Linked DNA regions of Homo sapiens: all the other regions are linked to region 3. Evidence: chromatin contacts called from ENCODE Hi-C or POLR2A ChIA-PET data. All regions are on one chromosome and are shown on one strand. Each heading gives the region's core, a stretch centred on a gene start or an enhancer-like site at or near the end of the contact. The rest is flanking DNA. Distances are from core to core; before and after follow the strand shown.

Evidence for each region. Hi-C counts contacts between places; a loop is a spot of excess contacts on that map. ChIA-PET counts read pairs that join two places held with the same protein, here RNA polymerase II (POLR2A). Pooled maps may share reads with other maps.
Region 1: a loop to region 3 is called in a map of CD4-positive, alpha-beta T cell, with 5 times the contacts of the local background. The contact joins the promoter of ZMPSTE24 here to the promoter of PPIE in region 3. A Hi-C loop is called at or near these places in 2 of 168 maps with a recorded cell type or tissue (CD4-positive, alpha-beta T cell and naive thymus-derived CD4-positive, alpha-beta T cell), 1 of 37 single-sample maps with no recorded cell type and 7 of 50 pooled maps. POLR2A ChIA-PET finds 5 or more read pairs at or near these places in 2 of 52 experiments (OCI-LY7 and endothelial cell of umbilical vein).
Region 2: a loop to region 3 is called in a pooled map, with 6 times the contacts of the local background. The contact joins the promoter of SMAP2 here to the promoter of PPIE in region 3. A Hi-C loop is called at or near these places in 6 of 50 pooled maps. POLR2A ChIA-PET finds 5 or more read pairs at or near these places in 3 of 52 experiments (RWPE1, activated CD4-positive, alpha-beta T cell and activated T-cell).
Region 4: a pooled map shows a loop between it and region 3 (4-fold over the local background). The contact joins the promoter of NDUFS5 here to the promoter of PPIE in region 3. A Hi-C loop is called at or near these places in 6 of 50 pooled maps. POLR2A ChIA-PET finds 5 or more read pairs at or near these places in 3 of 52 experiments (MCF 10A, activated CD4-positive, alpha-beta T cell and naive thymus-derived CD4-positive, alpha-beta T cell).

The regions. Positions count from the first base shown.
Region 1 is chr1:40,256,968-40,259,979 of GRCh38, reverse strand. ZMPSTE24 (zinc metallopeptidase STE24) reads right to left here and starts at 1,744. Exons shown (of 10, transcript NM_005857.5): 1 at 1,586-1,744. The coding sequence starts at 1,708. RefSeq lists enhancers at 1,334-1,433, 1,524-1,803, 1,884-2,153, 2,384-2,513.
Region 2 is chr1:40,371,961-40,374,976 of GRCh38, reverse strand. SMAP2 (small ArfGAP2) reads right to left here and starts at 1,250. Exons shown (of 10, transcript NM_022733.3): 1 at 754-1,250. The coding sequence starts at 856. RefSeq lists an enhancer at 493-992 and silencers at 978-1,117, 1,188-1,507.
Region 3 is chr1:39,737,555-39,740,509 of GRCh38, reverse strand. It overlaps PPIE (peptidylprolyl isomerase E), which reads right to left and starts at 1,628. Exons shown (of 10, transcript NM_006112.4): 1 at 1,579-1,628; 2 at 247-345. The coding sequence starts at 1,609. RefSeq lists an enhancer at 1,371-1,580.
Region 4 is chr1:39,025,096-39,028,255 of GRCh38, reverse strand. NDUFS5 (NADH:ubiquinone oxidoreductase subunit S5) reads right to left here and starts at 1,906. Exons shown (of 3, transcript NM_004552.3): 1 at 1,854-1,906. RefSeq lists a silencer at 1-22 and enhancers at 793-1,378, 1,379-1,965, 1,825-2,074.

The DNA.
Region 1 (3,012 bases), core at 495-2,994, 520 kb before region 3:
GAATGGATACCAAACAAAATAATGGGCCACTACAACATGCTTTCCCTATATATTGTTGTGTGCCAATAAAAGCTGAGGGGAGATCGAGCACGGTGGCTCATGCCTGTAATCCCAGCCCTTTGGGAGGTGGAGGCGGCAAGATGACTTGAGTCCAGGAACTCCAGACCACCCCGGGCAACATCTCTACAAAAAAATCAAACAATTAGCCAGGCACAGTGATCCGCACCTGTGGTCCTAGCAACTCAGAAGGCTGAGGTGGAGGTGGAGGGGTCGTTTGAGCCCACGAGTTCGAGGCTGCCTTGAGCTATGATGATGCTACTGTGCTCCAGTCTGGGTGGCAGAGTGAGCCCCTGTCTCTAAATACAATAAATATTCTATCCTGGCCAAGATGGTGAAACCCCGTCTCTACTAAAAATACTAAAATTAGCTGGGCGTGGTGGCACGTGCCTGTAATCCTAGCTACTCGGGATGCTGAGGCAGGAGAATCATTTGAACATCCCTCCCTCTGCGCGCTGCTGGCAGTGTCACAGACACACTCTTCCCCTTGCAGACTCTCCCTCGTCCCTCCTAGTTTCTTGCAGTGAGCCGAGATAACGCCACTGTACTCCAGCCTGGTGACAGAGCTAGACTCTAAAATTAAATAAATAAATAAAGATTAAAAATAAATAAATAAAAGTTCAGATCTCTAAACCATGGTTATCTCAGGTAAATTGTTAACTTTCACTTTTTATTTTACCATTTTAATATTTAAACTAAAATAATGTTGATTTTATGAAAAACGAGAAATATATTTCATTTAATTTCATTTATTTATTTATTTTGAGATTGAGTTTCACTCTTGTCGCCCAGGCTGGAGTGCAGTGGCACAATCTCAGCTCACTGCAACCTCCGCCTACTGGGTTCAAATGATTCTCCTGCCTCAGCCTCCCAAGTAGCTGGGACTACAGGTGCGCGCCACCACACCCGGCTAATTTTTCTATTTTTAGTAGAGACGGGTTTTCGCCACGTTGGTCAGGCTGGTCTCGAACTCCTGACCCCAGGTGATCCGCCCGCCTCGGCCTCCCAAAGTGCTGGGATTACAGGCATGAGACACCACGCCGGGCCCGATAAGTTTTTTGTTTGTTTGTTTGTTTTTTCAAGCAGAAACAATATATGCACTTTAAGGAGAAACAAGAGTGCAAGTTCTTGGAAGGACTGCAAAATCCTATGGTTAGGCATGATTACATAAATGTCATGAGGAAGTTGGGTGTCTAAATCCTTTTAAAGGCTTATTCCAAAGATAAAGGAGGCCAAGTCTGGGCCCAAGGATCCCAAGGAAGCTGCAGGGAGGGCACAAGAGCCCAAGCCTTCCTCCAGGCCCTAAAGGGATTGGGTCCCATGATAACGTTACAGAAAACTTCCTTGACGCACCAAGACCCTCCTCAAAGCCACAGTCCGCCATCGGGCCAAGTTACGAGACTCAGCAGGGACCACAAAGACGAGACTGGCGCGGGGACCGAAGCAATCAAGAGTCTCAGGGTCGAAGCCAAGGCTACTCCAGGGCTGGCCGGGTATGGGGGTCAGGTTGGACCCTGTCTAGGCTCACCTGCCGCTGTGCTAGGAAGGTCTCCCAAAGATACACTGTCCAGGAAAAGAGCAGCACGGCCCCGAAGATACGCTTCTCGGCCGGCATCTCCCACAAAGCGTCCAGCGATGCCCACATCCCCATGGCCACCCGGTTCCGCCGGCTCCTTCAGCGTGCACCGGTGCCACACCGACACTCGTCCCTTCAGAGCGTCCCCGCGGTGTCACAGCAATATCCGTTCTTTCCGAGGGCCCCTACGCCGATACCCGCCCCCATCCCTCCCTCTGCGCGCTGCTGGCAGTGTCACAGACACACTCTTCCCCTTGCAGACTCTCCCTAGTCCCTCCTAGTTTCTACAGGAAAAGCCCCAGCCCCACCTTCCTCACTTCCGGCCCAAAGAGGGCGGGGACCCAAACGCCGAGTTCCGGGCCCGGCTGAGCTGTGTTGCATCAACATTCTTCCCCCACGTCTTGACGCTGGGTTCCGGCCTAGGGTTCTGGCTTTCCTCCTGGGCTAGTGAACGCGGCGAAGTCCTCCTCTTTCTAATCTCCAGAGCCGCAGTTCCATCCTCTGGGTCAGCGGCTTACCCTGACTGGGCTGCGGTATCTGCCTTCCTTCCCCCAACAAGGCGACAGGTAGTCGGGGCTGGGGCCGGAACTGACTGAGTGGGCCGCAACTGACTGAGTGGGCCGCGGCTCCCGCCTGAGGAGGCTAGGAAGGACTGAACAGCAGCCGACTTCCCAGGCTCTAAAAATCGTGCCTCTGAGTTAGAGCTACCTCAAAAGCAAGACCAAGCATGAGAAATGGAGTCTTTTGGCCAGTATTGGGGTGTTCGGAATTCAAGCGTATGAGAGAGTGGACGGTAGCGTTGAGAATTTTCATTTGAAGATCTCGTCTTAACCACCCCAAGTGTAGTCAGAGGCGGCGTTTTCCCTGCGAGAGTGCCCTGGAACAAAGCAAGGATAGCGTGGGTTAGACATACCTGAAATGAAAGCGTCTTACTTTATCTAGGTACATATTTGCGTCAGTAAGGCGCAACGCCATTTCTCTCTTGGAATTCAGAAGTGAAATATGGTGACTGGGACGCCTGTACATTGCTTTGACTTAAAAATTGAAGTCCATTATTCTGACCGAAAGTTAATCTGATGATTAATTGGTTAAACATACTATCGTTGCTAATTAGCATAATTATTATTTACAATAAAGTGAGCTAAATAGCTACAACTAAAATATATTTAAATTACTGTGATATTGTGATGCTAAAGATGTGTTGAAATTAATATCTTGAATTTCTCAACCCTGCCTAAATGCCTCTGAGAGTAATTAGTATAATTAAAAGTCACTAGAGAAAGTGAATGACTCTAATAACAGGATAACAAATTCTTTTCAAGTCAGATGGTTTCCAGTTCTTTGCTTTCAACAAAATTAATGGTGGCCCATGAATTGTC
Region 2 (3,016 bases), core at 1-2,500, 630 kb before region 3:
ATTCATCTTTCTCTCTCCACTGATTAAACGGATCCTGCACTACAGGCATAATCGGCTAGTTTCTGCCACCACTCATACATAGGCCTCCAACGCACTCTACAAGCCAGGGCTACACTGCCTAGAAATCCGCACTGTGTCACTGCATAAGGCAGTTTCCCACTGCACACATCCAGAAGAATAAAGTCACCTAAGCACTCTTGTCAGATCTTAGCAAGGCTGCAAAATGACAGGAGTTGCTAACCAAATAGCAGGAAGCAAAAATCACCACCTTTAAAAATCATTTAAGCAGTTTTCCTTTCCGCCATCTCACTTCCCTCCTCCTCCTCCTCGTCATTCTCTCTCTCTCTCTCTCACACACACACACACACACACACACACACGCACGCACGCACGCACGCAATGCAGTTCATCCCCAGCTTTGCAAGTGACATGCTGGGAGCTCTCTCTGGACAGCCGGCCCAGAACTCATTCAGAGCCCTCAAATACAGACATTCTCACCTGAACACGCCAGGCAACTTCCACCCGCACCATCACCTCCACCCTCCCCGACACACACAGACTCGCCCTCGCAAGCTCTACCCATACCAATCCCCCAGCTGCAGAAAGCCCAGTAGGCTCACTGCAAGCGCAGCACGCGTTACCACTTATAAGCCGAGTTGGGCGGCCTAAGCTTCAGAAACCGCCTCTTCACGCAGCCCACCCCCACCACCCCGGCGCGGCTGGACCCCTGGCCCGCCAGGTGGGATGCGCTACCTTTAGACTGGCAATCTGCACAAAACTTGTTATCCTCCTCCAGCAGCAGGTTGGCCAGGACAGCCTGGTACCGATCCACGTCCTTCACCGACTTGCCTGTCATGGCCAGGGTGCCGGCGGGGGCAGAGGGCGACGCGCCCTCCTCGCCCCCAGAGACCCCTGCCTCAGTCCGGGGTTGAGGACTCCCGGTCCCCCGCCCAGGGGCACCTCCTGAGCGGGGAGAGCCCTCTCCTCCGGCCCCGCCGGACGCCCCTTCCCGGGTCGGGGGCGTCCGTCCCCCACTCCGCAGCCCCTCGGCGCGGCGCCCCTTGGCGGGCTTAGGGACAGGCCCGCCTCCAAGAGAGGCTGCGGGGCCAGAGACCCTCAGCCCAGGCAAAGGCGGACCACGAGCCTCCTGGGTGCCGGACGCAGATGACCCTCTGGCCGGCCTGTCTGCTGGCCTTGCGTCCCGCGCCTCGGTTTCCCTGGCAGCTGCCGTCAGCTCCGCTACCACCTCCACCGCCTACTTCCGGCAGCTCTTCCTCCCCACCTCCACCCTGCCCAGCTCGCGCATGCGCCCCGCCCCCACCGCGCCGCACTGGGCTCTTCCTTCAGCTCCGCCTCTCGGGAACCAATCCGTGGAGAAGCGGGGGGCGGGCCTTGGGTGGGGGCGGAGGGAAGGGGTGGGCACGCCCCCTGCGTGTCCTTGGAAGAGAATGAATGGAGCCTGGTAGAAAGGGAGTGGAGGGAATGGAAGAAAGTGAAGGAAGACAACAACTAACATTTACTGAGCTCTTACTATGCGCTAGGCACTGTGTTAAGCGCTTTGCATGAACTATCCCAACATAATCCTCACAACGACCCTATGATCATCCTTATGTAACCTGAGGGTTGTTGATACCCCAAAGTCCTCCAGCTTGTTTTTTCCAACAGCCAAATATAAGAGTCCAAGCCCCTAACCCAGGATATAGGAACGTCACCCCCTCCCCACATTTTCAGAGGACTCTGGTCACCTCTCACTTGGAATACCTGCTCCCACTAATACTCATTAGCTCTCCTCTGTGACTCCTGCCTTTTTGGATATTGTTTGGCCTGGTGCCCAGACAGTTTGTTTCTTCTTCCATTTCTTAAATTCTCACAAAACAGCGAGTTTTTTGTGGCAGACTTTTACTGAACGTTATTTGGGAAGGGTGGGGGACAGTGATTAAAGCATAGCACACAACAGGCAACTCCTTAAAAATGATTATTAAACATCATCATCCAAAGCCACCGTTGCTACAGATAATTTCTCATTGGCTGTCCTTTTCCTTAGGGATCCACCTGCCATCTGGCTTGTGTTTTCATTCACTCATTCATTCATTCATTCACTGAGCACGATGTTACTGAGAAATTTCTAAGTATCAGGCACTGTACTAGGGGAGAGGGAAACAGCATGATCCGATTTGTGGTTTTAAAAGGTCACTCTGGCTGCCATGGAAATAATTAATCAGGGAAGATAGTAAGCAGATGCTAAGAGTTATCTAAACTCTGGTGAAACCCTCTCCTCCATTTCTTTACTTTCTCCCAAGACCAGGATCCCCTCAAAGCTTTCATCTCATCAGAGGAAAACTAAACATTTCTATTACTTTATTAATCACAACAATTAAATTTTCTGGCTAAGCCTCTTCCCTTCTAGCCATGCCTAGGGGACTTGACTTTTAAAAACACACAAGTTCATTGGGGTGTTTTTCCTCAGAAAACCCATCCAAGTAGGTATTACCATAACCATTTTTCAGTTGAAATAGACAGTCAAGATTAACTAGTTACTGGGTGTGGTGGCACATACCTGTAGTCCTAGCTACTCAGGATGCCAGAGCCAGAGCATCACTTGAGCCCAGGAGTTGGAATCCAGCCTGGGCAACACAGTAAGAACCACCCCTCCAACCCCCAATGTACCCCGTTACCCTGTCTCAAACAACAACAACAACAACAAAACCCAGTTAATTGCGGTGAGTGGTGATTGTACCTTAGTTCAAGCCCTCCCCATCTTCATCTCCTCACTCTGCAAATAGCCTTCCTGCCTTAGTCTAAATCTGGTTAAATTAATCCTTCACCGTGCTCTCTAGAGGGAGCTTTTAAATGCCAATTCTGATGGACTCACACTTCCTGCTTAAAAAATCCTTTAGTGGCTCTCCATTGCCTATGGCAGTGTTTCTCAAATTGTTCCCACCTAGTGAGAGATCTCATGGCTTTGTGGTTAAGCACACAGACTCTGGGGCAAGAATGCTTAAGTTTAAATCTTCAG
Region 3 (2,955 bases), core at 379-2,878:
TATTGAAAAATCTGTCTTATCTCAACCCAACAGCTGAAGACTCTGGAAAGTATTCAGAGTTCACAACCACATGGCCTCAGAACATTCCTTCTCCATCGAGATCACTGTCACCAGACACCTTCCTGAACTTACCTGTAGTGTATACTAACCATATTTAGAATGCATATTTAGAATTGTGATGTGACTTTAATTTTTTAAGGTATTTTCCTAGTAAGAGGATTCTGAACGTGAGAGACACTAACTCACCTGTTTCATAATCCAGAGGAATCTGAATATCTGTGATGTCTCCAAAAGGAATGAACGCAGCATGAAGAACTTTGTCGTCCACTTCCTCTGCCAGTCCACCTGCAAATAAGCCAAGGGCCTTCTGAGCCACTGATCTCCATACTCTTGCAGAAGTCCTTGCAGCCCAGTTAGCATGCTAGCCAGGGGACAGGACCCTTCCATTCAGTTCTTTGGGTAAACAAACATCCCCCTCTCATCTCTGCCCACCCATACTTATGAAAAATATTCCTCTCTTCGCCCTTCTTTCAGACTCTCATCTAGTCCTGGGATTACTGCAATAGCTTCACAACTGACCTCCCTGCCTCCATTCCATCAACTCCACAAAGCCAACTAGAATGATCTTAGGAAAATGCAAATTTGAACCCGTAACTTTTCGCTTACACTCCTTCAAAGGCTTCCCACTGTCCTCAGGATAAAGTGCAAACTCCTTAGCAGTACCCACCTCTCCAGCTTTTTTGCTTTGCTTCCTAATTTCCTGGGTCTCCCGAATAATGACCCACTTGCCCCCAAGTGTCAGGCTATTTCACACCTTTGCGACTCCCTTGCAGTGAACGGCCTTGCCTCTGCTTCGGTTACGTAGCTAACTCCTGCTCATCAGCTCTGGCATCGCCGCATCCAGAATTTGCCCTCGCTTCTCCAGATGGATGGGTCATTTGTCCCGCAGCCAGGCCCATATTATCATGATCCATCCTCACTACAGCGCTTATCAAAAGTGTGCTACTGAGGTAATTCCACTTTTTTTCTGGCTAGTCTGGGAACTCCTTCCTTTATGGCAGGGGCTGGGGCTGAGCCGTCGCTGCACTGAATGTTTGTAAAACAAATGAACGAGAGGATCCGAAGGGCCATAATACTCCTTTACCGCTCCTCGGGGCCCGCTGGAGCTCAGCGGGCTAGGAAGTCAGAATAATCATTCCGTCTCGGGTTCACGCACCTGAGGTGTGTGGCAAGGCTGTTCACTGCAAGGGAGTCGCAAAAGCAGAGGCCCAAAGGTGTGAAATAACCTGAACCTTGGGGGCAAGTGGGTCATTTTTCGGGAGACCCAGCGAATCGGGAAGCAAAGCAAAGAAGCTGGAGAAGTGCGTACTGCTAAGAAGTCTGCACTTTTTCCTGAGGACAGTGGGAAACCTTGGAAGGAGTTTAAGCACAGCCAGAGCTATCGCCAGCACTACCGCCAGAGACCCGGCCTTGACAGCAGCTCGCCGTCCTCCTGGTTCAGAGATGCGTCCCACCCCACGCCCCGACCCTTGGGGGTCGCGTTCACTCAGACTCCGCCTAGCAACCCCTCCTGCTCACCCACGTACAAGACGCGCTTGGTGGTGGCCATCTTGCTCGCGCGCTTTTCCGCCGGAAGCCAGCACTCGACCCGTCCTCTTCCCCACTGTCCCGCCCCGCCCCCAACGCTTAGCTCTTAGACCCCGCCCACCCTCGCGTTGGTCCAACCGGCATCCCGCTACCCGGATGCACTGGGCGCCTTGTGAGGTGCGCAGTGGTAAACCAAGGGACGTGGTCCTCGCGCTTCCCAGTGCGCACCGTGTTGGGGGAGGGAAACCTTGGCCGAATCAACCCGATTATTATGGGCAAACGATAAACTCTGGTGCTTGGCCATCCTGCGCGTCTGTTTTTGGACAACCTGGGAGCTAAGAATGAATTTTACCTTTTGAAATAGTTGGAAAAAATAAAAAAACTATATTTTCTTGGCCGGGCGTGGTGGCTCATGCCTGTAGCCCCAGCACTTTGGGAGGCTGAGGCGGGCGGATCACCTGAGGTCAGGAGTTCGAGAGCAGCCTGGCCAACATGGTGAAACCCCGTCTCTACTAAAAATGCAAAAATTAGCCAGGCGTGGTAGCGGGCGCCTGTAATCGCAGCTACTCAGGAGGCTGAGGCTGGAGAATCGCTTGAACCCAGGTAGCGGAGGTTGCAGTGAGCAGAGATCGCGCCGTTGCACTCCAGCCAGGGTGACGAGAGCGACACACCATCTCACAAAATATATATGTATATTTTCTTAGCACATGAAAATTATGTGAAATTAAAATTTCAGTGTCCGTAAAGAAAGCTTTATGGGGACACAGCCACGCTCATTCCTTTAAGTATGACTGTGGCTGCTTTCCTACTACAAGGGCAGAAGAGCTATAGCCTGCAAAGCCTACAATAATATTTACAATCTGGCTCTTCAGAAAGAACGTTTGTCTACTCGTGTTAGGTTTTGAAAAGAAGGCAAGGGTTAAAGAAAGACACACACACACACACACACACACACAGAAAGAGGGCGGCTCGACAGCAAACGCAGGCTTTATGTCCAGCATAATAACCTACAGAAGTGGGGAACCAGCCTAATGCCAGTGCCCACCACTGCTTACAGACTGGGCAATTTATAGGTATGGGCGGTAGGGGTCTGGGCAGTATGGGTTGCTGCCTAGCAGGATATTGATATAAAGATGTTCTCATGATGAGGCGGTTTGGCCCTTGTTCCAGTGGGATGTCATCATGGTGTCCCTTGGACCTTTGCCCAGGAAGATATGAGAGGGATGTTTCTTTAGTTGGGCCTTTGTCTGCCTTGTGGTCGGGTGGTTAGGCAGGATGTTTCTCACAGCCCAAACCCCTGTGAAATGTTTCACTTTGACCAAGGTCTGCAGAATAGCAGGGAGCTTACAAAATGGTGCAGTTTAGAGT
Region 4 (3,160 bases), core at 657-3,156, 710 kb after region 3:
TTCAGCATGTTGGCGAGGCTGGTCTTGAACTCCTGACCTCAGGTGATCCGCCCGCCTTGGCCTCCCAAAGTGCTGGGATTACAGGTGTGAGCCACTGCACCTGGCCTAAATTTTTTTTTTAAATCAGCCACTTGTGGGCCAGGCGCGGTGGCTCATGCCTGTAATCCCAGAACTTTGGGAGGCCAAGGCGGGTGGATTACCTGAGGTCAGGAGTTCAAGACCAGCCTGGCCAATATGGTGAAATCCCGTCTCTACTAAAAATACAAAAAAATTAGCTGGGCGTGTTGGCACATGCCTGTAATCCCAACTATTCGGGAGGCTGAGACAGGAGAACTGCTTGAACTGGGGAGACAGAGGTTGCAATAAGCCAAGATCCGCCATTGTACTCCAGCCTGGGCGACAGAGCGAGACTCTGTCTCAAAAAAAAAAAAAAAAAAAAAAGAAGAAGAAGAAAAAAAGAATTTGGATCCTTTGGTCAGGTTCTCTGTCTCAAAAAAAAAAAAAAAAAAAAAAAAAGGCACTTGTGGTGGTATGTGCGCCTGTAGTCCCAGCTACTCCTAAGGCTGAGGCAGGAGACTGAGGCCAGGAGTTCAAGGCTTCAGTGAGCTATGACCTGGCCACTGCACTCCATCCTGGGCAACAAAGCGAGATCCTGTCTCAAAAAAAAAAAAAAACCAGAGCGAAAGAAATGGGTTAAGACTTACTTTGTAGACTATTACAGACAGTAGGGAAAAAAATTTACATGCAAATACATAATAATGTTAAATGTAAAAACACACACACAAAAACAAACCCTGACTGCCTAAAATGACTGAAAGGAAGCGCGCGCACACCCACAAATATCAATATAAATGTGTACTCATGGTAGATTTAAAGGTGAATTTAGTTGGGCGCAGTGGCTCACGCCTGTAATTCCAGCACCTTGGGAGGCCGAGGCGGGCGGATCACCTGAGGCCGCGAGTTCAAGACCAGCCTGACCAACATGGCGAAACCCTCTCTCTACTAAAAAAATACAAAATTAGCCGGGCGTGGGGGCGCATGCCTGTAATCCCAGCTACTCGGGAGTCTCAGGGAGGAGAATCGCTTGAATCCGGGAGGCAGAGGCTGCAGTGAGCCGAGATCGCGCCACTCTGCACTCCAGCCTGGGCAACAAGAGCGAAACTCCATCTCAACAAAAAGGTGAATTTAACTTCTTAAGTTCCTTCCCATCCCTCAGTCATCATTTACTGAGTAGTTACGTTCCAGGCACTCAGATGCGGGGGAAAGCAGCTCCAACGTAAGCACCAGAGACACACACTCGGAATTGCGAATACACTGCAAGGAACACGAGTGGGTAAGAGCTCGAAGGAGGAAGCACGAACTCTGCCCGGAGACTTGAAAATGCCTTTAACATGGCTTGCGAGTTCGCCAAGTGAAGATCAGTGGGCAGAGTGTTCCAGTTGGGCAACAGCCCGGAGTTACAGCCGGAAGTGCTGGCTATGTTTGGGGGACAATGGAGCGCAGCGTGCATGACGGTGAAAAGAATGAAATGAGCTCAGGAGGCCGGCGGGGCCGAAATCACGCAGAGCCTGGAAAGCTGGGATAAGGATCGTAGACTTTAGGTTAAGAAACAGAAAGCCAAAACATTAGTCCGGCAAAAACCTAAACAAATGTGGAAAGTGGAGAGAGCGGCAATCTCCAGGCTTCGGTGCCATTAGCTGTGGAGGTGAAGCGGCCTGGGAGGGCAGGGAACACGCCCTGAGTTCAGGTCTGGGAGAAGGGGACACACAGCAAGCCAAGAGGAAATCTGTTAAAGAGACCTCGGAAGGAAGGTCCTTAAGCTAAGCTGCCGCGCGGACATAAGCAGCCCCTACCTACCCGATGCTCGTGCCCTTGACTCTTCTCTGGCCGCCGCTTCAGAACGACTAGCTAGCGACGCGGACGCCTGCCGTAAAGGATGACCTCAGCGAGACGTTTGCAGCGCGACGCCGGAAGCCGACCTTCCCTCAGCCGTCTCCCCACAAAACCATAGAAACCGAGCCCGTTGGCCTGGTACGGTGGCTGACGTCTGCAATCCCAGCACCTTGGAAGGCTGAGGGAGGAAGATCACTTCAGCCCAGGAGTTCGAAAACAGCCTGGGCAACATGGCGAAACTCCCCTCTCTACAAAAAATAAAAAATTAGCCGGGCGAGGTGGTGCATGCCTGTGGTTCCAGCTACTCAGGAGGTTGAGGTGGGAGGATCCCTTGAGCCCAGGAGATTGAGGCTGTAGTGAGCCATGATCACACCATTCCATTGCATTCCAGCCCTGGCAACAGAGCAAGACCTTATCTCAGGGGGAGAGTGAGAGAGAGAGGATGAAGAAGAGAGAGAGGAGGTAGAGAGAGAGAAAGGAAAAAAAACCCAAACCCATCAATTACAGAGACACAGGGAAGGCCTAGCCATTAGTGAGTTCTTGCTCCTTTCTTGCACTCTGCCTAGCATGCTCACGACAACACTGAGTGGTGAGAGACTTCACCAAAGTCACAGGAGAGAAAGAACACTGGCTCCCTGCCTACCCACTAGTGGTTAAGCACATGGACTATGAGCCCAAACCACCACGTGGGGTCAAATGTAGGCCCCCAGCCGGGCGCAGTGGCTCAGGCCTGTAATCCCAGCACTATGGGAGGCCGAGGTGGGCGGATCACAAGCTCAGGAGATCGAGACCATCCTGGCCAATATGGTGAAACCCTGTCTCTACTAAAAATACAAAAATTAGCTGGGTGTGGCAGCGAGTGCCTGTAATCCCAGCTAGTGGGGGGAGGCCGAGGCAGGAGAATCGCTTGAATCCGGGAGGCGGAGGTTGCAGTGAGGTGAGATCGCGCCACTGGACTCCAGCCTGGCGACAGAGCTAGATTCAGTCTCAAAAAAAAAAAAAAAAAAAAAAAAAAAAAAAAAAAAAAGTAGGCCCCCACCAATTTCGTGTGACTCTAGGAAAGTTTCTTAACTTCATTGTGCCTCAGTCTCCTCGTCTGTTAAGATAATTATGGTATTCACAATGGAGGCTTGCTATAGGGATTAACTGATTTATGTATAAAGCACTGAGGCGGTGGCTAGCACATGGGAAACATTCCAAGGCAGTCGCAGTTCTTTGATGTCTCAGCTTTCAGTTTGTGAATCAACTGCTACCATGCCTGTCATCT